2 separate regions of the Homo sapiens genome follow, and region 2 is linked to region 1. A link is a loop called in an ENCODE intact Hi-C map of the cell type or tissue named here. Cell type or tissue: heart left ventricle. All regions are shown on one strand. Links, peaks and the distances in the headings refer to the core of each region. The heading gives the core; the rest is flanking DNA.

Region 1 (11,269 bases), core at 1,597-9,596:
GGGATTCCTTGTATTTTAGGGTTTTTCCCAAAAAACACAAAAGGTCATTGTCTTAGTCTGTGTAGGTGACTATAACAAAATACCACAGACTAGGTTGTTTATAAACAACAGAAGTTTATTGTTGACAGTTCTGGAAGCTGGGAAGTCCAAGATCAAGGTACCAGCAGATTTGGTGTCTGGTGAGCGCTTCTCTGCTTTATAGATGGCACCTCCTTGTTGAGTTCCCACACAGCAGAAGGGGTGGACAAGCTCCCTCGGGCCTTCTTCATAAGGGCGCTGATCCCATTTATGAGGGCAGAGCCTACTTCCCAAAAATCCCAGCTCTCAATCCACCACACTGGGGATTTGATTTCATCATATGAATTTTGCGGGGACACAAACGTTCAGACGAGAAAATCATCTTTATGGAAGCATTTTAGGCCATGGGACGGGCCAATGAGAGCTATTTTGGAGCTTGGGCTGTGGGACACTAGCTCATCACTCACCGCAGAGGCCTGGAGGGAGGCTCCTCTTTATCTTTCTGCCCTGCAGCAGAGGCAGGGGAGGCTGATGTCAAGAGTGGACTCTTTACCTCTTGGAAGAGGTTAGGGAGCAGTTCTGAAAGCCTGACCCAGTACTATAGTTTGAATATTTGACCCTCCAAATTTCATGTTGAAATTTGATTTCCAGTGTTTGAGATGGGCCTGGCGGGAGGTGTTTGGGTGATGGGGGCGGATCCCTCTGGAGTGGCTTGCTGCCGTTCTCACAGTAGTGAGTAAGTCCTCGCTCTCAGTGAAAGAGCCTGGCACCTCCTCTTTCTCTCTCTCTCCCCTTTTTTTTTGTTTGAGACAGAGTCTCGCTCTGTCACATAGGCTGGAGTGCTGTGGCACAATCTCAGCTTACTGCAACCTCCGCCTTCCAGGTTCAAGCGATTCTCCTCCCAAGTAGCTGGGATTACAGGGGTGTGCCACCACGCCCAACCAATTTTTGTATTTTTAGTAGAGACAGCGTTTCACCATGTTGGTCAGGCTGGTCTCGAATTCCTGATCTCAAGTGATCCATCTGCCTCAGCCTCCCAAAGTGCTGAGATTACAGGCGTGAGGCACCGTGCCCGGCCTTTCTCTATCTTTTCCTTTCTCTCTTGACGTGTGATCTCTGCACAAGCTGGCTCTCCTTCCTCTTCCACCATGATTGGAGGCTCCCTGAAGCCCTCACCAGAAGCAGATGCTGGCGCCATGCTTCTTGCACAGCTTGCAGAGCCATGAGCCAAATAAGCCTCTTTTCTTTATAAACTACCCAGCATCAGGCACTCCTTTACAGCAGCAGCACAAACAGACTAAGACACCCAGTGACCCTGGGATGCTGTTGGGACTAGCCCTGGACCGCCCCGAGAAGTTGACTCTTGTAGGGTGCCATTGGCTTTACATCAACATTCACGAGGCATCTGCCCAGTGCCAGCATTGTCGCAGGCATTGGTAGTACCCATGGGCAGGTGTCTTATCTGTTTTGCTCACTGCCTGGAAGAATGTCTGCAGATTGAACATGCAGTTAGAGACATATCCAGCTTCCATAGGCTCACAGCACAGACAATTTTAGAGGGCTGCTTCTTCTTCTTTTTTGTTTTTTGATAAGCAGTCTTGCTCTGTCACCCAGGTTGGAGTGCAATGGCACAATCTCGGCTCACTGCAACCTCTGCCTCCTGGGTTCAAGCGATTCTCCTGCCTCAGCCTCCTGAGTAGCTGGGATTACAGGCATGTGCCACCACGCCTGGCCAATTTTTGTATTTTTCTGGAGATGGGATTTCACCATGTTGGCCAGGTTGGTCTTGAACTCATGACCTCAGGTGATCTGCCCACCTTGGCCCTCCCAAAGTGTTGGGATTACAGGAGTAAGCCACCGCACCTGGCCTGGAGGATTTCTTTAAGAAAAGGAGACTGGGTGCGGTGGCTCATGCCTGTAATCCCAGCACTTTGGGAGGCCGAGGTGGGCGGATCACAAGGTCAGGAGTTCGAGACCAGCGTGGCCAATACGATGAAACCCCGTCTCTACTAAACAATACAAAAATTAGCCGGGCATGGTGGTGTGTGCCTGTAATCCCAGCTACTTGGGAGGCTGGGGCAGGATAATTGCTTGAACCTGGGAGGTGGAGGTTGCAGTGAGCAGAGACTGGGCCACTGCACTGCAGCTTGGGCGAAGGAGCAAGACTCCGTCTCAAAAAAAAAAAAAAAAAAAAAAGAAAAAGAAAAAGAAAAAGGAACACCAAAAAAAAAAAAGGTTCAAAATAATTTATTTGGAGTGAAAAATCATAACAATTGCAGGTTTTAAAAAGCCTTGCAAGTCATGTTATCCTAAGATGTAGGACAATCACATATCTTTTTGTGAATTAGCTCACTTGCCTGTCTCCGAAGTGCTTGTCTGCAGACTAGCTTCTGGCACCATTGATTTCCACTCTGTTGTGCCACCTTTGCTCACATGCCCAGTGCTGGGCTCAGTAGGGGACATTCAGGCCATGGCACACCCCCTGTGCTGCACCGTGGCCTCCGGGCGCCCAACGAGTCAGCACAGTGGGCAGGAGGAGGCGTGGGAGCTGTCCCCAAGATGGCTACGTGTGGAAGTATCTATCACTTCCTGCTCATCATCAAACAGCCCGCCAAATCCAAGTTAAAGGATCTCCATCCCAACATCCCTCTAGCTAGATCCTGAATCCCCTGTGGCTACCCCTGTCCCATGTAGAGGGAAGTGTAACTAAGGGAAAGTGGTAGGGAAGATATCTTACTTTTGCAAACTTCACCAAAACCTGACTTTTTCCATAAGCATTGAAAAGTTCCTCCCAGAGTCTCGATAGGGACCTGTGCAAATGAGTGTCCCTAAAACTGAAGCTTAATTAGCTTTACTGTGCAGCTACATTGGTGAATAATTGCTGCAAATATTTGTTGAATTGAGTAAAAGACATGGGCCCAGGCTTTGAAAAGCTCACACCATAGTGCAGAGACCCAAACTTGCAGAACCCAGGACATCTTGTCCCAAGCTAGGTTCCTGAGTCTACCTGAGCATGGCCTGTGCAGCAGACCGCAGAGCCAGAGAAGGCCTGGATTTGGCCTGACCACTTAGAGAGTCAAACACTATTCACTCTTCTAGAGCCTTCTTTCATAGTGTCTCTTCACACTCAGATATCAGGGCCCAAAGGCTTGAAGCTGGGGGCTGCTGTGGAGAATAACAGGACCACTTTTCCTAGTTTCCCAAACAGTGTGGCAGTTTTAAGGAGCAGACCACAGAGGGGGCCAGCAGGTTTGTTCAGAGGACTTGGTAAAGTCTGAGGTCCCAGATTCCTGAGCCTGGATTAAAACAGGGCCAGCTCTTTTTCTTTTTTTTTATTTTTTTGAGTCAGGGTCTTGGCTGGACACAGTGGCTCACACCTGTAATCCTAGCACTTTAGGAGGCCAAGGCAGGTGGACCACTTGAGCTCCAGAGTTCGAGATCAGCCTGGGCAACATGGAGAAACCCCATCTCTACAAAAACAAAAACAAAACAAAACAAAAAAGAGTCAGGGTCTTGCTGTGTTGCCCAGGCAAGACTCGAACTCCTGACCTCAGGCAATCCTCCAGGCTCAGCCTCCTGAGTAGCTGAAACTACCAGCTCATGCCCACCACGCCCGGCTCACAGTCCAACTCTTAGGGTTGGAGTTGAGGGTGAGGGGCAGACACAGGGAAGGTATTTTCATGGATTCCTGAGGTGAGTTTGGAAACCAAGATCCTTACATAGGTAGGTGATAATCATGATTTAAAGTGTAGCTGGGGCAGAGCGGGAGGAAGTGGATGGGGTCGGGGTCAGCCTGAGAGACCAAGCCGGCTCACACATGCAGCTGGGATCCCCGTGGACACCAGGTGGTGGATCCCTGTCTCTCTGGCAGGAGGTTCTGCTGTGTATTATCCAGTTGTCCCACTGTAGGCAGGAGAGAATTTCCAGCCTCTTCTTTAGAAATCAACACTCTTCCTCCCAAGAGGGAGGTGACTCCTTGGTTTTGTACTGTTCTGTGGGGACCTGAAGCCCAGACTGTGTCAGTATACTTACTACTCTTCCTGTAAGCCTGGGCTTACCCCAACCCCACCCCACAGCACTCCTCAGACAGGGAGAGGGACAAGGGATCACAGAACCCTGGGTGGCCTCATCCTTCCTGGGGGCTTCTATCAGGCTCCCCACCTTGCTCTGACCCAGCTGCACCCTCACTTCTTGTGGACCTGCAGGTGGGCAGCACAAACTGAACCCTGGCTCCGCTACCCTCTTGCTGCTGAGCCTTGGCCCTCAAGCCCTGAGCTCTGGTGTGCATGCTCCCTGGGCAGAGAACACTGCTCAGTGGCCTAGGAATACAATGCGTCTGGGATGTGGTAAGCAGTTAAGTATTGATAAGGGCATCAGTGTGGTGGTGTCCTGCAGGAGAAAATCAATCCTTAGAGCAGCATTGCCCTGAGCTCACACTCCTGATCATGCAGAGTGCTAAGTAGATGGGTCAGCATCTTGGATGCCTTAGCTCTGCAATTTGGTTGTGTAAAGGAAAAAAGAAGATCTCAGGACCTCCCAAACTTAGGCAAAAGTGAAGATTAAGCCCTGAGGCCAAGTCATTGCAACATCCTCTTCCAAATGAACAGCAGTTACTGACATTAGGCATCAGTCCCCATGGAAAGGTAAAGGGAAGGCCTTAGGCATCTGTGAAGGACCAGAAGGGCTCCACCTCTACAGATCATTCATAAAGGAGTTATTTCCTGGCCTCCCATAAAAGAGGACATGCCAGTTGTAACTTGAGGCCTACAAGCCAAGTCTAGCTCCTAAAATGAGTCTGTTCCTTCCATACTGAGAATGTGGATTACATGCTTAACTTCCCAGGTGCAGAACAAAGTCAAGAGTCCTTCCTCCACCTTCCCTTCCTCCACCTTCCATGCACAATTGACTCTTCCTTTACTCTCTTTTTTCTCTTATGTAAAAATGTAGATTTACTAGGCACTAACTAAAGTCTCACAAGAATATATTAAGTTGGGGCAAACTAATTGTGGTTTTTGCCATTACGTGTAATTTTGCACCAACCTAACTATAAAACTATTCCCACTTGTCTGCCCCTCTTCCTACACGCCTGCCCCTACCCTCCTTTAAGTAAATGTATAAATACAAAACTTCCTGAAAGCCTCTTTGGAAAAACAGCCACAGATGTGTCTGTGGCTTGTGTTTTTCCAGATGTTCCCTAAAGTGGCTGAATAAACCTACGCCTCAGTCCCTCATTTCGGTTGTCAGGTGACATGTGTTGTGTTTCAAACCACAGCCCTTGGTGTTCTACAAGCTGTGGATGGACACCGTCTGCCCGGGTTTAGGTGGAATACCACCAGGTAAGGATGTTTGCTCTCTGAATCACTTCTGCCGGGCACTCTCCAAGTAGATTCCATTCCTATTTCTCAGGACAAGCTGGATCTAGTCCTCCGTCAGTAGTTGTGAGAAGATGCTGTTGAGTTCTCCACTGAGGTGTTGTGAGAGGACTGGGCTGAATGTAATGGCAAATCAGAAAGCTTAGAAAGGGGCCAGACACAGTGGCTCATGCCTGTAATCCCAGCACTTTGGGAGGTCAAGGTGGGTGGATCACTTGAGGTCAGGTGTTCGAGACCAGCCTGGCCAACATGGCAAAACCCCATCTTTACTAAAAAAAAAAAAAAATACAAAAATTAGCCAGGTGTGGTGGCACATACCTGTACTTCCGGCTACTTGGGAGGCTGAGGCAGGAGACTCGCTTGAACCCAGGAGGTGGAGGTTGCAGTGAGCCCAGATCGCACCACTGCACTCCAGCCTGGGTGACAGAATGAGACTCCGTATCCAAAAAAAGAAAAGAAAAAGAAAAAAGAAAGAAAGCTTAGAAAGGGTTTCCAGCTTCTCAAACAAATTAGGTCATCAGTGTCTTTAGGAACTAAGTCATATATTAATATTCTATTTTGCATCTCAATTCTTTACATCTCCCCCTCAAACTTAGTTCCCCAACCTCTAAGGAATTTTTCCATCACATGCTGAATAATCCGTTGTTGTCATAAAACCCCAAATCCGAATCCCAAAGGAAATTAATCTGAAAATCCTTGATTCTGTAAAGGGCTTGGTTTGCTACTTTCATTTCATGCAAACTGCCTGCCGAAAAAGAACTGTAAAATTTCTCTCCTTTCTTATCCAGTGAGTGCCCTTTTTTGTGTGTGTGCAGGAAGGCTCCTAAGCCACTGCAGAGAAGTGGGGAGCTATTTATAAATGCGGCACACGATGATGCTGGGCTCGGCAAGTGCATCACCCAGAACTGGATGTTTAGGGGGAGGACATGGTATCATTTACCCTCTAATCTGCCCTGGCCTGCTGCCCAGGGAATGCCATCTGAGCCCTTGAGGGAGCCCCATGGGGAAGTTCAGTCCCTGAGGACCCCAGCTGGTTGGTTTGAAAATGTCTGCAGCTGTAACTTGCACCGGGCGTGGAGAACTCACTGGCACTCAATATTCTGTGTCAATTCATACCCCCAGAGAAGTTTTCATGAGTTACGATGGAGACCGGAGTTTCCCACAGCCCCAGCATCCTGAGCTGTCCTCTGAGGTAACAGCAGAGTGCAGGGCAGAGTGAGATATTTTAACCAAGCTGCAGACTCCAAGCCCAGATGATCTAGAACTGGGCTTTCCGATGGTGCTCCGTGCTCCTGGATATAATTTGAAACTTTTTTTTTAATGATTTTTAATGCATCACAGGGAATGGTAGAAGTACCAAAAAGATTAGAATCGTGTAGGCATCTCTTTATTTTTTTGAAAAGGAAAATAGAGTAGATCATAAGAAACTGTCGGGTTGCTTGACATAGCTTCCTGAAAACTCCTGGGGTTGATTGCTGAGCATATGATTTATGAACATTAGGAAGAAATACAGAGATTGCCAGGAATCTGTGCTAGTTCAGAAGAGCAGGTCATGCCAAACTCACACTGTTCCTTGTTTAGAGGGTGGTACTTGGTTCATACCTCGGAATAATCCCATAGAAAGCATATTTTAACATTTTATACAGCATTTGACATAAAATCCCATGTATAAAATAAAGAACTATGGTCTGGGTGGTAGCACAATTGGATAGGTAAAAGAACAACTACAGTAAATAACCTGCACTGTCCCAATTACTCTGATTTGCTCATTACACATTGTACACATGTATCAAAATATTACATGTATCCCCAAAATATATACATCTATGATATATCAATTTTAAAAATAAAAAATAAAATAAGAGAGGAGAAAACCCTTGAAGGCAAGAACATGGGTCATATTTAAGGATCTCTTGATGTGGTTGCATAAGAGATTTTAGTTTGGGGTAGGTTAAATTTTAATCACTACATTCCCTTCCAACCACAGAACATCTATTCACAATGTAAATTTAAAAGGAGAAAACCACCTTGGGACTTTCAAAAATACTGCAATGTGGTTAGAATCCTAGAGTTCTCAAGATTTAAATATGTCTACCCCATATGTCATTTCCACATTCCTTTTTGAAGATTTGCTGTATTTTTATTTCTCACTAAATTTGCATGGGGGCAAGTATAATTATATATATATAATTATATAATACAAGAAAAAAAAACTGGACCAGTATTATCCTGGAGAATGAAGTAGTTAGTCTATTCTTGAATGTCAATGTTCAGAAATATTAATCTTGCTGCCAAATCTGTAAATAATAAAAAACTTATAGGGAAAGCTAGTATGTCAATGACCCAATTCAATTTAGAAGCTTGACAGGCCTGGAATGATGGGCTCAGACCAATAAGTCAAAAGCCAGCCCAGAGAAATGTCAAGTTTGGATTCAGATTTTTAACCATGGGGGAAACATCGTGGCAATTCACGTGAAAAAGAACTGGGGAGTCAAAATTAAAGAAACTTTTTTTTTTTTGAGACAGGTTTTCACTCTGTCACCCAGGCTGGAGTGCAGTGGTGCCATCACGTCTCACTGCAGCCTTGACCTCCTGGGCTCAAGGGATCCTTACACCTCAGCCTCCTGAGTAGTTGGGACTACAGGGGTGCACCACCATGCCTAGTAAACTTTTAAAATATTTTTGGTAGAGATGAGGTTTTGCCGTGTTGCCCAGGCTGGTCTCAAACTCCTGGGCTCAAGTGATCCTCCTGCCTTGGCCTCTTGGAGTGCTGAGATTACAGGCATGAGCTACCACGCCAAGCCAGAAACTTTTTAATGTTTAAAACATATGTATGTTTTTAGTTTTTTACTTTAAGAAAACCAACAAAATGCATATTATAAAAATCAGGAAAAAATAAAGAAGCGGTATAGAAGAAAATGCCCATATTCCCACCAAGGAGAAGCCATTTGTAAAGAAGCAAAGATGAGGCTGGGGAGGTGAGGAGTGAGCTTGGCCAGGGCTCAGGGGCATGGATTTGGTTTCTGAGGTTCCATTTCCTCATCGCTAATGCAAAGGGTTTGACTTGATGGTCTGTTAGGACCCTTCTCATGTTAGGATTGAATGACTTACTGATAGGATATGGCTGTCTCCAACAGCTGAAAGGCTCTGAGGCTATCAAAGGAAGCAGATTGAGCAATGCTGTTCTGAATTCCACAAGATGAAACCCCATCAGTGGGTGAGGTGACACTTAAGTAAACCAAGAAAACTTTACTCTCTATTTCCGAAACTAGAGAGGGCTACTTGTGCTATGGTTTGAATATGGTTTGTGTGGCCTTGCCAAGGCTCAGGTTGAAATTTAATCCCAGTGTTGGAGGTGGGGCCTGGTGGGAGGTATTCATGATCATGTTGGTGCATCTCTCCTCACAGTAATGAGTGAACTTTCCTTCTACCAGTTCCCACGAGAGTTTCCCTGAGAGCAAATTGTTAAAAAGAGCCTGGCACCTCCCTTCTCTATCTCTTGCTCCCCTTCTCTCACCTTATGACCACTGTTTCCCTTTACCTCTCACCACGAATAGCAGCAGCCTGAAGCCCTCCCCAGAAGCAGATCCTGGCACCATGCTTATTGTACAGCAAGCAGAACTGTGAGCCAAATAAAATAAACCTCTTTTCTTTATAAATTACCCAGTCTCAGGTCTTTCTTTATAACAACGCAAACTGACTAAGACAACTTGTCAAGTGTCAAGTACACTAATATGGGGTAAACCAATGATCACCTGTCACTTTCAGTTTGGCTAAGAGAAGATTTCTTTTTTTAGACAGAGTTTCGCTCTTGTTGTCCAGGCTGGAGCGCAATGGCATTATCTCGGCTTACTGCAACCTCCGCCTCCCAGGTTCAAGCAATTCTCCTGCCTCAGCCTCCCTAGTAGCTGGGATTACAGGCATGTGCCACCACGCCTGGCTAATTTTGTGTTTTTAGTAGAGACGGGGTCTCTCCATGTTGGTCAGGCTGGTCTCGAACTCCCGACCTCAGGTGATCCGCCCACCTTGGCCTCCCAAAGTGCTGGGATTACAGGCGTGAGCCACCATGTCCGGCCGGCTAAGAGAAGATTTCTAAAATTCCTCTAAATTCCTGAATCTCAACCCCTACAAAAGCCTCATTTGTCAGGGCACAGTGGCTCACGCCTGTAATCCCAGCATTTTGGGAGGCCGAGGCGGGTGGATTACCTGTGGTCAGGGGTTCGAGACCAGCCTGACCAACATGGTGAAACCCTATCTCTACCAAAAATACAAAAATTAGCCACAGTTGGTGACGCATACCTGTAATCCCAGCTACTTGAGAGGCTGATGCAGGAGAGTTGCTTGAACCCGGGAGGCGGAGGTTGCAGTGAGCCAAGATCATGCCATTGCACTGCAGCCTGGGCAACAAGTGTGAAACTATGTCTTGAAAACAAAAAAAAAAAGCCTCGTTAATCCAGACACCATTTATTAAAAAACTGCATTTGTTGAGAAAGGAAATTCCTGCCAGGCCGTGGCTCATGCCTATAATCCCAATACTTTGAGAGGCCAAGTCAGGTGAATTGCTTGAGCCTAGCAGTTTGAAACCAGCCTGGGCAACATGGTGAAACTCTGTCTCTACAAAAAAAATACAAAAATTAGCCAGGTGTGGTGGTGTGCATCATGGTCCCAGCTACTCTGGAGGCTCAGGTGAGAGAATCAGCTGAACCCAGGGAGCCTGAGGCTGCAGTGAGCTGTGATTGTGCCACTGTACTCCAACCTGGGTGAAAAGGGAGACCCTGTCTCATAAAGAAAAGAAGAGAAATTCTTACTCAACGCTAAAGGTGTTGAAATAATTCTTCCTCTGCATTTTCAAAACTTTAAACATAAAAAAGAAAAAAGTTATTAAATAGCAAGAATTTTTCTTCTTTTGAGACAGAGTCTCACTCTCATCCAGCCTGGAGTGCAGTGGTGTGATCATAGCTCACTGTGGCCTCAAATTCCTGGGCTCAAGCCATCCTCCTCAGCCTCCTGAATAGTTGGGACTACAGGTGTGCACTGCCGTGCCTGGCTAACTATTTTATTTTTTTGTGTGGAGATGAGGGTCTCACTATGTTGCCCAGGCTGATCTCAAACTCCTGGCCTCAAGTGATTCTCCCACCTTGGCATCCCAAACTGCTGGATGACAGGTATGACCCACTGTGTGCCTGACAATACCAAGACTTTTTCAAAGAGACCCCAATAAATTGAAGACCATTGCTATACCTTTTCATGTTCCTGGTCTAACTACAAATGTATACATATGAAAGGTTTTCTGTTTTCATAGCATGCCACTACATAATGATGTCTAACTGTCAAAGCCTGGTTATGCTCATTAATTAGTCCTGTAATTAGCTGTACCATTGCAAAAACATGTAACCAACCTAAATACTCATCAGCTGATGTGTGGATAAAGAAAATATGGTGTATATATACACCATGGAATACTAGTCAGCCATAAAAAAGAATGAAACAATGTCTTTTGCAGCAACTTGGATGGAACTGAAGGCCACTGTTCTAAGTGAGGTAACTTCGGAATGGAAAATCAAATACCATATGTTCTTACTTAAAAGTGGGAGGGGAGCTGAGCTATGGGTACACAAAAGCATGCAGGGTGGTATAATAGACTTTGGAGACTCAGAACGGGGAGAGTGGGAGGGGAGTGAGGGATAAAAAACTACATATTGGGTACAATGTACACTATTTGGATGATGGGTGCACCAAAATCTCAGACTTCACTGCTATACATTTCATCCATGTAACCAAAAACCACTGGTATCCCAAAAGCTATTGAAATTAAAAAAGTATGTATTAGTCCCTTATTGCATTGCTGTAAAGAACTGCTCAAGACTGGGTAATTTATA
Region 2 (11,269 bases), core at 1,228-9,227, 60 kb before region 1:
GCTGCACCTGAAAACTTAGAAGCAGGAACTCCCTGTCAAGCATACCCTACATGGCTGACCTTTACTTAGTGACAGTTCTCAAAAGGCGGAGCAGGGCGCCGCTGCGCTCCCCCAAAACATACATGTATGGAGACGTGGCTCTGCCACCCACCATTCAGTCTATTCTCTAAGCCAATGAGAATGCAACAAGACCAGAATGGGACTGAGGGTGGCCTGTGGTGACCTGTCAGGGACTATTTAAACCAGCCGCAAATCATGTGGGCAGGGAACAGATGCCTGGCTGGCCACCTCAGGGGCCATCTCCCACAGTTTGCTGTACTAGCAGGTCTCTGTTCGCTTGTGAGTGTTTTTAATCATGGTCAGCTTTTAGTGTGGGTTTGAATGTAACAGACTGAGCTTAGAAAAGCTTTCTGTAAGGAAAGGTAAGAGTTGAACTGAGCAAGAGTTTTGAAAAATAGTGACAATCCCATTCTCCTTTGGAATGCGCACAAATATTGAGGTATCCAGTGAACGGCAGCAAATTTCCTACCTTCAAGGCCCAAATGTAAGCTAGTCCCCTTACGTTACATGCAGCTCATTTGCTAAGTGGTTTTTTTCTAGTATCTCCACTACTCGCTGACACAGGAGGACACAGGATGTTAAAAAGGAAATACAGTTCTGTCAATTATTCACTTACTCTCCAAAATACTTGGAAGAACTAAATATGGAACCATAGGAGACTTTATCCTCACCGCATAGTCCCTATACTAGTCAAACTCCTTATTTTTTAATTGATCATTTTTAGGAAGGTAGCATTTTATTCACTAGAACATTTTTGTTAATACTTGTTTATTTTTGGGATGAACTGCCATGATGTGGGCTACAGAGGAGGGTCGCATATGCTTCCATCCCCCTTTTAGAGAATCCACACCTGTCCCAGTTGCTGGGTTCCACTACCAAAAGTGAATTGCAACTATTTTAGGAGCACTTAAGCACATCCGAAAAATGAGTGATTCTGTTCTGGCCCACACCACATCACTGATGTACCCCCTTAAAGCATGTCCCTGAGTTCATCACAGAAGACTGCTCCTCCTGTGCCCTCCACAAGGTTAGAACTGTCCTTGTCTTAGGGAAAAAGGAGAGAGAGAGAGAGAGAGAGAGAGAGAGAGAGAGAGAGAGAGAGAGAGAGGGACAGGCACCAACTGGGTAACCTCTGCTGACCCCCACTCTACTTTACCATAAGTAGCTCCAAATCCTTCTAGAAAATCTGAAAGGCATAGCCCCATATATCAGTGATATAAATAGAACCTGCAGCAGGCTCTGGTAAATGATGACTACAAGGTGGACTGGGAGGCAGCCCGGCCTTGGCAGGCATCATCCTCTAAATATAAAGATGAGTTTGTTCAGCCTTTGCAGAAGGAAAAACTGCCACCCATCCTAGAGTGCCGCGTCCTTGTCCCCCCACCCCCTCCAATTTATTGGGAGGAAGGACCAGCTAAGCCTCATCTAGGAAGAGCCCCTCACCCATCTCCACCTCCACTCCAGGTCTAGCCAGTCCTGGGTTGTGACCCTTGTCTTTCAGCCCCAGGAGAGGGACACACATAGTGCCACCAAAGAGGCTGGGGGAGGGCCTCAGCCCACCAAAACCTGGGGCCAGTGCGTCCTACAGGAGGGGAACCCTCACCCCTTCAATCCCTTTAGGAGACCCAAGGGCGCTGCGCGTCCCTGAGGCGGACAGCTCCGTGTGCTCAGGCTTTGCGCCTGACAGGCCTATCCCCGGGAGCCCCCGCGCCTCCTCCCCGGCGCTCCGCCCTCGCCTCCCCCCGCCAGTTGTCTATCCTGCGACAGCTGCGCGCCCTCCGGCCGCCGGTGGCCCTCTGTGCGGTGGGGGAAGGGGTCGACGTGGCTCAGCTTTTTGGATTCAGGGAGCTCGGGGGTGGGAAGAGAGAAATGGAGTTCCAGGGGCGTAAAGGAGAGGGAGTTCGCCTTCCTTCCCTTCCTGAGACTCAGGAGTGACTGCTTCTCCAATCCTCCCAAGCCCACCACTCCACACGACTCCCTCTTCCCGGTAGTCGCAAGTGGGAGTTTGGGGATCTGAGCAAAGAACCCGAAGAGGAGTTGAAATATTGGAAGTCAGCAGTCAGGCACCTTCCCGAGCGCCCAGGGCGCTCAGAGTGGACATGGTTGGGGAGGCCTTTGGGACAGGTGCGGTTCCCGGAGCGCAGGCGCACACATGCACCCACCGGCGAACGCGGTGACCCTCGCCCCACCCCATCCCCTCCGGCGGGCAACTGGGTCGGGTCAGGAGGGGCAAACCCGCTAGGGAGACACTCCATATACGGCCCGGCCCGCGTTACCTGGGACCGGGCCAACCCGCTCCTTCTTTGGTCAACGCAGGGGACCCGGGCGGGGGCCCAGGCCGCGAACCGGCCGAGGGAGGGGGCTCTAGTGCCCAACACCCAAATATGGCTCGAGAAGGGCAGCGACATTCCTGCGGGGTGGCGCGGAGGGAATGCCCGCGGGCTATATAAAACCTGAGCAGAGGGACAAGCGGCCACCGCAGCGGACAGCGCCAAGTGAAGCCTCGCTTCCCCTCCGCGGCGACCAGGGCCCGAGCCGAGAGTAGCAGTTGTAGCTACCCGCCCAGGTAGGGCAGGAGTTGGGAGGGGACAGGGGGACAGGGCACTACCGAGGGGAACCTGAAGGACTCCGGGGCAGAACCCAGTCGGTTCACCTGGTCAGCCCCAGGCCTGCGCCCTGAGCGCTGTGCCTCGTCTCCGGAGCCACACGCGCTTTAAAAAGGAGGCAAGACAGTCAGCCTCTGGAAATTAGACTTCTCCAAATTTTTCTCTAGCCCCTTTGGGCTCCTTTACCTGGCATGTAGGATGTGCCTAGGGAGATAAACGGTTTTGCTTTAGTTGTCGCCAAGGCAGTTCCCTTCCAAACTAGCGCTAGAGCGAATGAGCGAGCAGCCAGGACCACCCATTCTGGGTTTCCAACAGGCGAAAAGGCCCTTTCTGAGTTTGAAATGTCACAGGGTTCCTAACAGGCCACTCTTCCCTGGATGGGGTGCCAACGCCTTTCCCATGGGCATCTCCTTCCACCCTCACGCTGGCCCAGCAAGCAGGCAGTGCTGAGGCCTTATCTCCCTAGGTGACAGATGTGGTCAGGGAGGCGCAGAGAGGATGGGCACTAGCGTCCAGCTCCTGGAACAGGTGTCAGGCAGGGAGGGCAGACAGGTCTTGGGGAACATGTTCCCCTGGCTATGTGGACAGAGGACTTCTCAGTGGGGTCTCGCGACCCTGTGCCCCTTTTCCTGGTTCAGGGCAGCCCTTAGCCGGGGCAAAGGTCGAGAAGAGAACCCCTGGTCGCCGCCCTGGCAGAATTTGAGTGGCTCCGGCAGGAGATGTCCCTAGGTTCCTGGGGAGGGAGGACGTCGGGGCCAGCCAGGCTTACCCCCCCCTGCCGCTGAGACTTCTGCGCTGATGCACCGCGCCTCTTCGCGGTCTCCCTGTCCTTGCAGAAACTAGACACAATGTGCGACGAAGACGAGACCACCGCCCTCGTGTGCGACAATGGCTCCGGCCTGGTGAAAGCCGGCTTCGCCGGGGATGACGCCCCTAGGGCCGTGTTCCCGTCCATCGTGGGCCGCCCCCGACACCAGGTCAGGCTGCCCCTCCGCAGAGGGAGCCGGCTCGGGGTCCCCGCGTAAGCCAGCCTGGTGCCACCCGGAGCGGCGTTAACGGGTGCGTGGTGTCTCGGCTCTGCAGGGCGTCATGGTCGGTATGGGTCAGAAAGATTCCTACGTGGGCGACGAGGCTCAGAGCAAGAGAGGTATCCTGACCCTGAAGTACCCTATCGAGCACGGCATCATCACCAACTGGGATGACATGGAGAAGATCTGGCACCACACCTTCTACAACGAGCTTCGCGTGGCTCCCGAGGAGCACCCCACCCTGCTCACCGAGGCCCCCCTCAATCCCAAGGCCAACCGCGAGAAGATGACCCAGATCATGTTTGAGACCTTCAACGTGCCCGCCATGTACGTGGCCATCCAGGCCGTGCTGTCCCTCTACGCCTCCGGCAGGACCACCGGTGAGTGCCCGCTGCCCCCAGTCCCCTCTCCCGCCCCCGCCCCCGCCCCCGCCCCCGCCGCTAGCGCTGAGAGCCTAGCCTCGGCCTCGCCCCCAGCCACTCACTCTCTCCCGCGCGCGCACAGGCATCGTGCTGGACTCCGGCGACGGCGTCACCCACAACGTGCCCATTTATGAGGGCTACGCGCTGCCGCACGCCATCATGCGCCTGGACCTGGCGGGCCGCGATCTCACCGACTACCTGATGAAGATCCTCACTGAGCGTGGCTACTCCTTCGTGACCACAGGTGCGCGGCGCCCCTGCACCCCGGGCGGGAGGGCCGGCGGCGGCCCCTGAGTGAGGGCTCCTCTCCTGCTTCTGCCCTCCGCAGCTGAGCGCGAGATCGTGCGCGACATCAAGGAGAAGCTGTGCTACGTGGCCCTGGACTTCGAGAACGAGATGGCGACGGCCGCCTCCTCCTCCTCCCTGGAAAAGAGCTACGAGCTGCCAGACGGGCAGGTCATCACCATCGGCAACGAGCGCTTCCGCTGCCCGGAGACGCTCTTCCAGCCCTCCTTCATCGGTGAGCCCCGCTCGCCCTCGCCCCGGCCCCCAGGCCCCGCCGGCCCCCGGCGCCCCGAGCTTCTGCTCACGCTCCCCGCCGCGGTCCCCAGGTATGGAGTCGGCGGGCATTCACGAGACCACCTACAACAGCATCATGAAGTGTGACATCGACATCAGGAAGGACCTGTATGCCAACAACGTCATGTCGGGGGGCACCACGATGTACCCTGGGATCGCTGACCGCATGCAGAAAGAGATCACCGCGCTGGCACCCAGCACCATGAAGATCAAGGTGGGTGGTGGCCTGCGCGGGCTGTCGGCGGGGTGGGCTCCAGGGTGAGGTCTCCCCACCTCACGCGCTGTCTTGCAGATCATCGCCCCGCCGGAGCGCAAATACTCGGTGTGGATCGGCGGCTCCATCCTGGCCTCGCTGTCCACCTTCCAGCAGATGTGGATCACCAAGCAGGAGTACGACGAGGCCGGCCCTTCCATCGTCCACCGCAAATGCTTCTAGACACACTCCACCTCCAGCACGCGACTTCTCAGGACGACGAATCTTCTCAATGGGGGGGCGGCTGAGCTCCAGCCACCCCGCAGTCACTTTCTTTGTAACAACTTCCGTTGCTGCCATCGTAAACTGACACAGTGTTTATAACGTGTACATACATTAACTTATTACCTCATTTTGTTATTTTTCGAAACAAAGCCCTGTGGAAGAAAATGGAAAACTTGAAGAAGCATTAAAGTCATTCTGTTAAGCTGCGTAAAGTGGTCGTGTTTATTTGCTTGGGGCGGGAGTGGAGCAGGAAGAGGGATTCCCATCCCCCACATCCTCTTAAGTCACTTTTCACGATACCCCAAATGAATGGGCTCCTTGGAAGACAAAACTTACATCTTCCCATGCTCCCCTGCCGGTTTCTGCAGTGGATCAGATCCATTCCAGATCACTGGCAGCTAGTGGTGGCCTGACTTGACCCTCTGGGGTGTGGCGAGGCAGCTTTCTTCCTCTGCGCAGCGCTCCCGAGTGTTGCCAGCACTGCCGGGGCGGCCTCCGCTGGTGGCCCTGGGTCCCCTCAGGCAGCGGGCGCTGACCATGGTGCTGGGGCTGGAGAGCTGTTTCTCAGAGGGCGTCTCAGCTCCGCCTATGGTGTTCCCCTACTGAATCTCCAGATCTGAGAGGGGGTTGTGTTCTGCATGTAACAAGTCATTTTGTTTTTGTTTTTGTTTTTGTTTTTTAATAGAGACAGGGTCTCGCCCTGTCGCCCACGGTGGAGAGCAGTGGTGTGATCAGAGCCCAACTGTATCCTCTAATTGAGCTCAAGGGGTCCTCCCACCTCAGCCTCCCCAGTTGCTAATATTTTCGCATGTGCCACCGCGTCCAGCCAGTTTTTTATTTTTATTGTAGAGACAGGGTCTCAGGGTCTTGTTATGCTGCCCAGGCTGGTCTCGAACTCCTGGCCACAAGCAATGCTTCTGCCTCAGCCCCTCAAAGTTCTGGGATTACAGGTCTGTGCCACTATGTCCAGGCTTAATAAATGAGTTTTAATTTGCAAGTGAAGACCGTCACTGCCTCTCTCCAATGGGGAAGTCCTTTGCTTCACACCAGGTGCTGCTGGTAGAAAGAAACACCCCCTCGTGCAGGACCTGGGAAGGAGGCAAGGGAGGGCCAAGTGAGAGCTCCAGAAAGAAGGGCAGCAAAGAAGCGTCGGAGGGGTGGGAAGCTGAGGCTCACGCTGGAAGACGGGGAGGTAAGCAAGGGGAGGAGGAACACCCTCACCCCCAAAACAAGTTTTAAAGGCATCAAATTTATCAACAGTTTGAACTTCTGTGGGAGAGTGCAATACCTATTCCTTAAAGGGAGCTTAATGTTTCCTAGTCAAGTTTCTCAAGAGCAGTGGCCCCTAAATATAATGGATTCAGACTCAAAGTAATAAACTCGTTTGTAAATAAGTTTATAGCTGCAATTGACAAAATAGCTATGTTACATGCCACGTAGTCATATGTTTAATCCCTCATCTTCTGGCTTATTGAAAAACTTCAGAAATCTTTGAGGCCTCAAAAGGCATGGTACTGTCAAATCCAGATATCAAGAGAGTTGACAATATTGCTAAAATTTAAGATTTTAATAAAAGAAGTATATAATACCATGTTCATTGAAAACCTTGTATTGTCCCACTCAGGGTGGATGAAGGTTAAAAATGGGCTAAATACTAGTCTTTCAGAGGTATACAGCTTTTGTTGATAATACTAACCACATATATACATATCTGATATAATAATACTCTAACATATTGGTAATATTGAATATGCAAAGGCATATCTGAGCAAACATAACCTACACACACATAGCTTAAATAATTCATTCGTGGCCAGATGCAGTGGCTCACACCTGTAATCTCAGCACTTTGGGAGGCCGAGGTGGGCGGATCACTTGAGGCCAGGAGTTCGAGACCAGCCTGTCCAGCGTGGTGAAACCCTGCCTCTACTAAAAATACAAAAATTAGCTAGTCATGGTGGTGTGCACCTGTAGTCCCAGCTACTCGGAACGCGGAAGTGGGAGAATCACTTGAGCCCCAAGAGGCAGAGCTTGCAGTGAGCCAAGATTATGCCACTGCAATCCAGCCTGGGTGCAGTGAGACCCTGTTTCAAAAATAAATAAATAAATTCATTCATGTAGCCAGCAGCCTGGTAAAATATCACTATTACATGTGTTAGCTGACTGTCATGCTAACGATTTTTGAACCAGAACCCTAAATCAATTGGGATTTAAGTAAGATATGTAAGGTCTATTTCTCCTATGATCATAATCTGTAAATGACTCATAATAGTTTAGAACTGACAGAAGTTTTCAATACACTGTGATAGTGTTTTGTCAAGTGCCAATTTTTAAAACCCATCATTGACATTACTGTTTTACCAAAAATAAGTGCAAAAATTATAAATTACATGTTTTCACTGGAAATGCACGAAATCTAAAAAAATCATTTATTATTTATTTATTTTGAGATGGAGTCTCGCATTGTCACCCAGACTAGAGTGCAGTGGCTCAATCTCGGCTCACTGCAACTTCTGCCTCCTGGGCTCAAACAATTCTCCTGCCTCAGCCTCCCCGGTAGCTGGGATTACAGGTGTGCACCGCACCTGGCTAATTTTTGTATTTTTAGTAGAGACAGGGTTTCACCATGTTGGCCAGGCTGGTCTTGAACTCCTGACCTCAAGTGATCTGCCTGCCTCGGCCTCCCAAAGTGCTGGGATTACAGGCATGAGCCACCACGCCTGGCCAAAAATGCCATTTCTTTTCTGACACTTCTCTAAAAGGAAACAAGCATCTTGCATTTTATTAGTATTCCATATCTTTTCTGCTCTCATATTGGGTTGTGGCTACAGGTATTTTGTAAATTGTGTTACCAATATTAGGCCTGAAAGAGGATTTTTTCTGTGGTGTGGTGTGGTCAGGAATGAATCTTTAAAAACAATCTAGAACATATACAAATATTTGTACTACATGAGGACAGAAGTAACTATTTTCAGCAGCTACACAGGTGTTTGTGGTAACAAGAACCAAGACCCTGCGTGGCAACACTGTGCTGGGCCTTGCAGAGGGGATATGCCATAGCAGACTTCCCACCGAAAAGCCCTCTCAGAGAATCCATTTAGAGCTGTGAGAGAAGTGAAGGCCACAGGGATTCCCCCCACCTATTGCTTACCGTGTTTCCTTAGATGTGGAAACAGGACTCATCAAGGCTCTAACTGGACTTATTTCCTTCTCATAAAAGCTCATTAAGTTGCCACTAAAATTTTTCCCTACTAAATCTATATTACTATTGTACAGGAGGAGAACGACAGGGGAAAGAAGAAAATGGAAAGAGACAGTGTGTCCAGATTAAAGCGTGGGACTAGGATTGAGAAAAAAGAATGAAAGGTCTCAGGACTCGGGCACACCCTGGGCTCTCTCATTTAAACCTTTGGAGGTTAGAATTTGGGGATATCAAGGTCCTTCCTGCTGCATCTGTCCCATGGTCTATTGCATTCACCTCAGATGTGGCAGAACGTACAAAGGGTTAGTGAACTATTGTATTGCCCAGCTTCTTGGTTTTTTGTTTTATTTTTCTAGAGACAGAGTCTAGCTCTGTTGCCCAGGCTGGAGTGCAGTAATGTGATCATAGCTCACTGTAGCCTTAAGCTCCTGGGCTCAAATGATGCTCCTGCCTCAGCCTCCCAAGTAGCTAGGACTACAAGCATGTACCACCACACTGGCTAATTTTTTTTTATTTTACGTAGAGATGGGGTCTTGCTCTGTTGCCCAGGACAATCTTGAACTCCTGGGCTCAACTGATCCTCCTACCTTGGCCTCCCAAAGTGTTGGGACTGCAGGCGTGAGCCACCATGCCTGGCCATATTGCTCAGCTTCTATGTGCAAAGGGTACAGAAAAGGCCAAGATATGTCCCATCCCTAGGATTCTGCTGCCATGATCCTTATCACGACTAGCCTCTCATGCCTTGGCTCTTTTTGTTAAAATGTATTTTTATTTTTTATATTTTAGAGACAGGGTCTCACTGTCTCACCCAGGCTAGAGTGCAGTGGTCCAGTCATAGCTCACTGCAGCCTTGATCTCCTGGGCTCAAGCGATCCTCCTGCTTCAGCCTTCAAAAGCAGAGATTGCAGGTGCGAGCCACTGTGCTTGCCCCCTGCCCCGCCCCCCATCCTTTTTTTAAGACAGGGTTTCACTAGGTTTCCCAGGCTGGTCTAGTAGCTGGGATTACAGGCATGGGCTGTGATACTAGGCTCTTCTTGAGTCTCTTTTTGCCACAGAGCACACTGGGGGCTGCTGGCGGAGAGGAGGTGGGGGCACCACCTGACTGTGAACTGTTTGGATTCTGTGGGTGCTGGGCTGTTTCTCACTCTGTGCAGTTAGTTGTGACTGTGAGGCTGCTCCACTGCACAGTATTGCTTTCTGACAAGATGGGATGAGTTCCAGATCCTCGTTCTTATGGAGGAAACACATCCCTTATTGTGCTCAAGAAGGCCTGCTTCTCTCCCCAGCTCCAGGGACATAGAAAGTGGCATGGCCTCACCCAGCAGTGCCTCAGCTAGAAGGACTGCAGGGAAATGGGCTCTGCCCATGGGGTCAGCCTGCCTGCCTGCCTCTCCTCTTTGTCTCCCTTTCTGTCCCTTCCATTTCCTTTCTGCCCTGCTATGTCCTCTGGAAAGTATTCGTTTTACCACTGTCGCTATGTCCTAGGGCTTTTGAGGAGCTACCACAAGCTTTTGAGCTTCACTGTGGCTCTCAAAAAGAAGCTGAGGAAGCCTGCTTTCTTGGTTAGACAGGTGGCATGCTGGGAACACGGGGGTCCCATGTCCACCTGCATCCTTGTCACTCCCAGCCAGAGCACTGTTAGGGAAGGCCATGGGCTGCGACTTCCAAAAGGGGTGTGAGGTGGCAGAAGCAACTGCAGGGTAGCTCATGGGAGACAGGAACATGGGCGGCTCCCCCAGGGCCATCCATATCACGTAGGAAGCTGGTGGGCCTGTCACTGGGTGAAGGATCCCCAAGCACTTGACTGGCCCTGCCTTCCTTGTCAATTTCTTAATGGCTTATCCTGATATTAAACCATTTCTGGGGATGGTGAGTGAGGGAAAGGGAAATTTTGAAGGGTGGAAAGATGACATTGGTGGTTCTCATGGGTGTGAATAGAATCAGGATTGCCTTTACCACCCCATTTTCTCCAATTCCCTACACGGTGCCTGGTGCCTGTGTTCTGTTCTTCTGGCTGCTGTAACAAAGTACCACAAAATGAGTGGCTTCAAACAACAGGAGTTTATTCTCACAGTTCTGGGGGCCAGGAGCCTAGAATCCTGGTGCTGGCAGGATAGGTTCCTTCTGAAGGCTCTGAGGGAGAATCTTTCCATGCCTCTCCCAGCTTCTGGTGGTTGCCAGCAATTCTTGGTGTTCCTTGGCTTGTAGATGCATCACTCCAACCTCTGCCTCCGTCTCCACATGGCCTTCTTCCCCGTGTGTTTCAATGTATCTCTGTGTGTTCACCTGACTGCTGCCTTCCTCCTCCCCCTCCTCCTCCTCCTCTCATCCCCTCCTCCTCTTCCTCCTCCTTCTCTTCTCTTCTTCCTCCTCCTCCTCTTCTCTTCTTCCTCCTCCTCCTCTTCTCTTCTTCCTCCTCCTCCTCTTCTCTTCTTCCTCCTCCTCCTTCTCTTCTCTTCTTCCTCCTCCTCCTCCTCTTCTCCTCATCCTCCCCCTCCTCCTCCTCTTCCTCTTCTCATCCTCCCCCCTCCTCCTCTTTCTTCTCCTTCCCTCCTCCTCCTCTTCTTCAACCAGAAATCTTAATTTTTTTACACCTATTATGCCACAGTTTCATAGAGAATAGGTTCCAGCAGCTCAGGCTTCTTTGGTTCTCATGAAGTGTGCTGTTCCAGGTGAGGTAGGCTGGTGTTTCTGTTGAACATAGGTACCTTTCTCTTTGGCTTCTTTCTTTTACTGATCTTTTTTGTTCAATGTGTTTTAGGAATTTATCTTGTGTGCCTAACATTCTCAATAACAACATTTATTATCTTGGCAAGAATATTGCCCTTAACTTGTTTGTCTGTAACAATGTCAACAGCATGCTGGGTAACGTTGTATTTGTGGGACATTCCCCC

What was found. Peaks named below come from ENCODE experiments on the same cell type or tissue, not always from the same donor. Only the 100,000 strongest peaks of a DNase experiment are listed, where the experiment ranks them.
Region 2: it touches region 1 in a loop (2.3-fold over the local background); 5 of 110 quality-filtered maps call a loop at or near these places.

What each region holds. Positions count from the first base shown.
Region 1 is chr1:229,365,941-229,377,209 of GRCh38, reverse strand. No RefSeq gene overlaps it. Among named protein-coding and RNA genes, the nearest start is that of CCSAP, 29 kb to the right of the region's middle. RefSeq lists a silencer at 7,342-7,542. In heart left ventricle, for the core only: a CTCF peak has its summit at 6,412; a DNase peak (open chromatin) is centred at 6,359; H3K27ac peaks cover 571 bases.
Region 2 is chr1:229,425,361-229,436,629 of GRCh38, reverse strand. It overlaps ACTA1 (actin alpha 1, skeletal muscle), which reads left to right and starts at 2,536. Exons shown (of 7, transcript NM_001100.4): 1 at 2,536-2,626; 2 at 3,503-3,643; 3 at 3,750-4,074; 4 at 4,199-4,360; 5 at 4,445-4,636; 6 at 4,728-4,909; 7 at 4,988-5,385. The coding sequence starts at 3,515. The coding sequence ends at 5,131. RefSeq lists silencers at 2,534-2,828, 5,574-5,868 and enhancers at 4,293-4,914, 4,915-5,534. In heart left ventricle, for the core only: no CTCF peak of the experiment used is centred there; DNase peaks (open chromatin) are centred at 1,796, 2,399, 4,267 and 5,689; H3K4me3 peaks cover 4,771 bases; H3K27ac peaks cover 4,416 bases; H3K27me3 peaks cover 6,749 bases.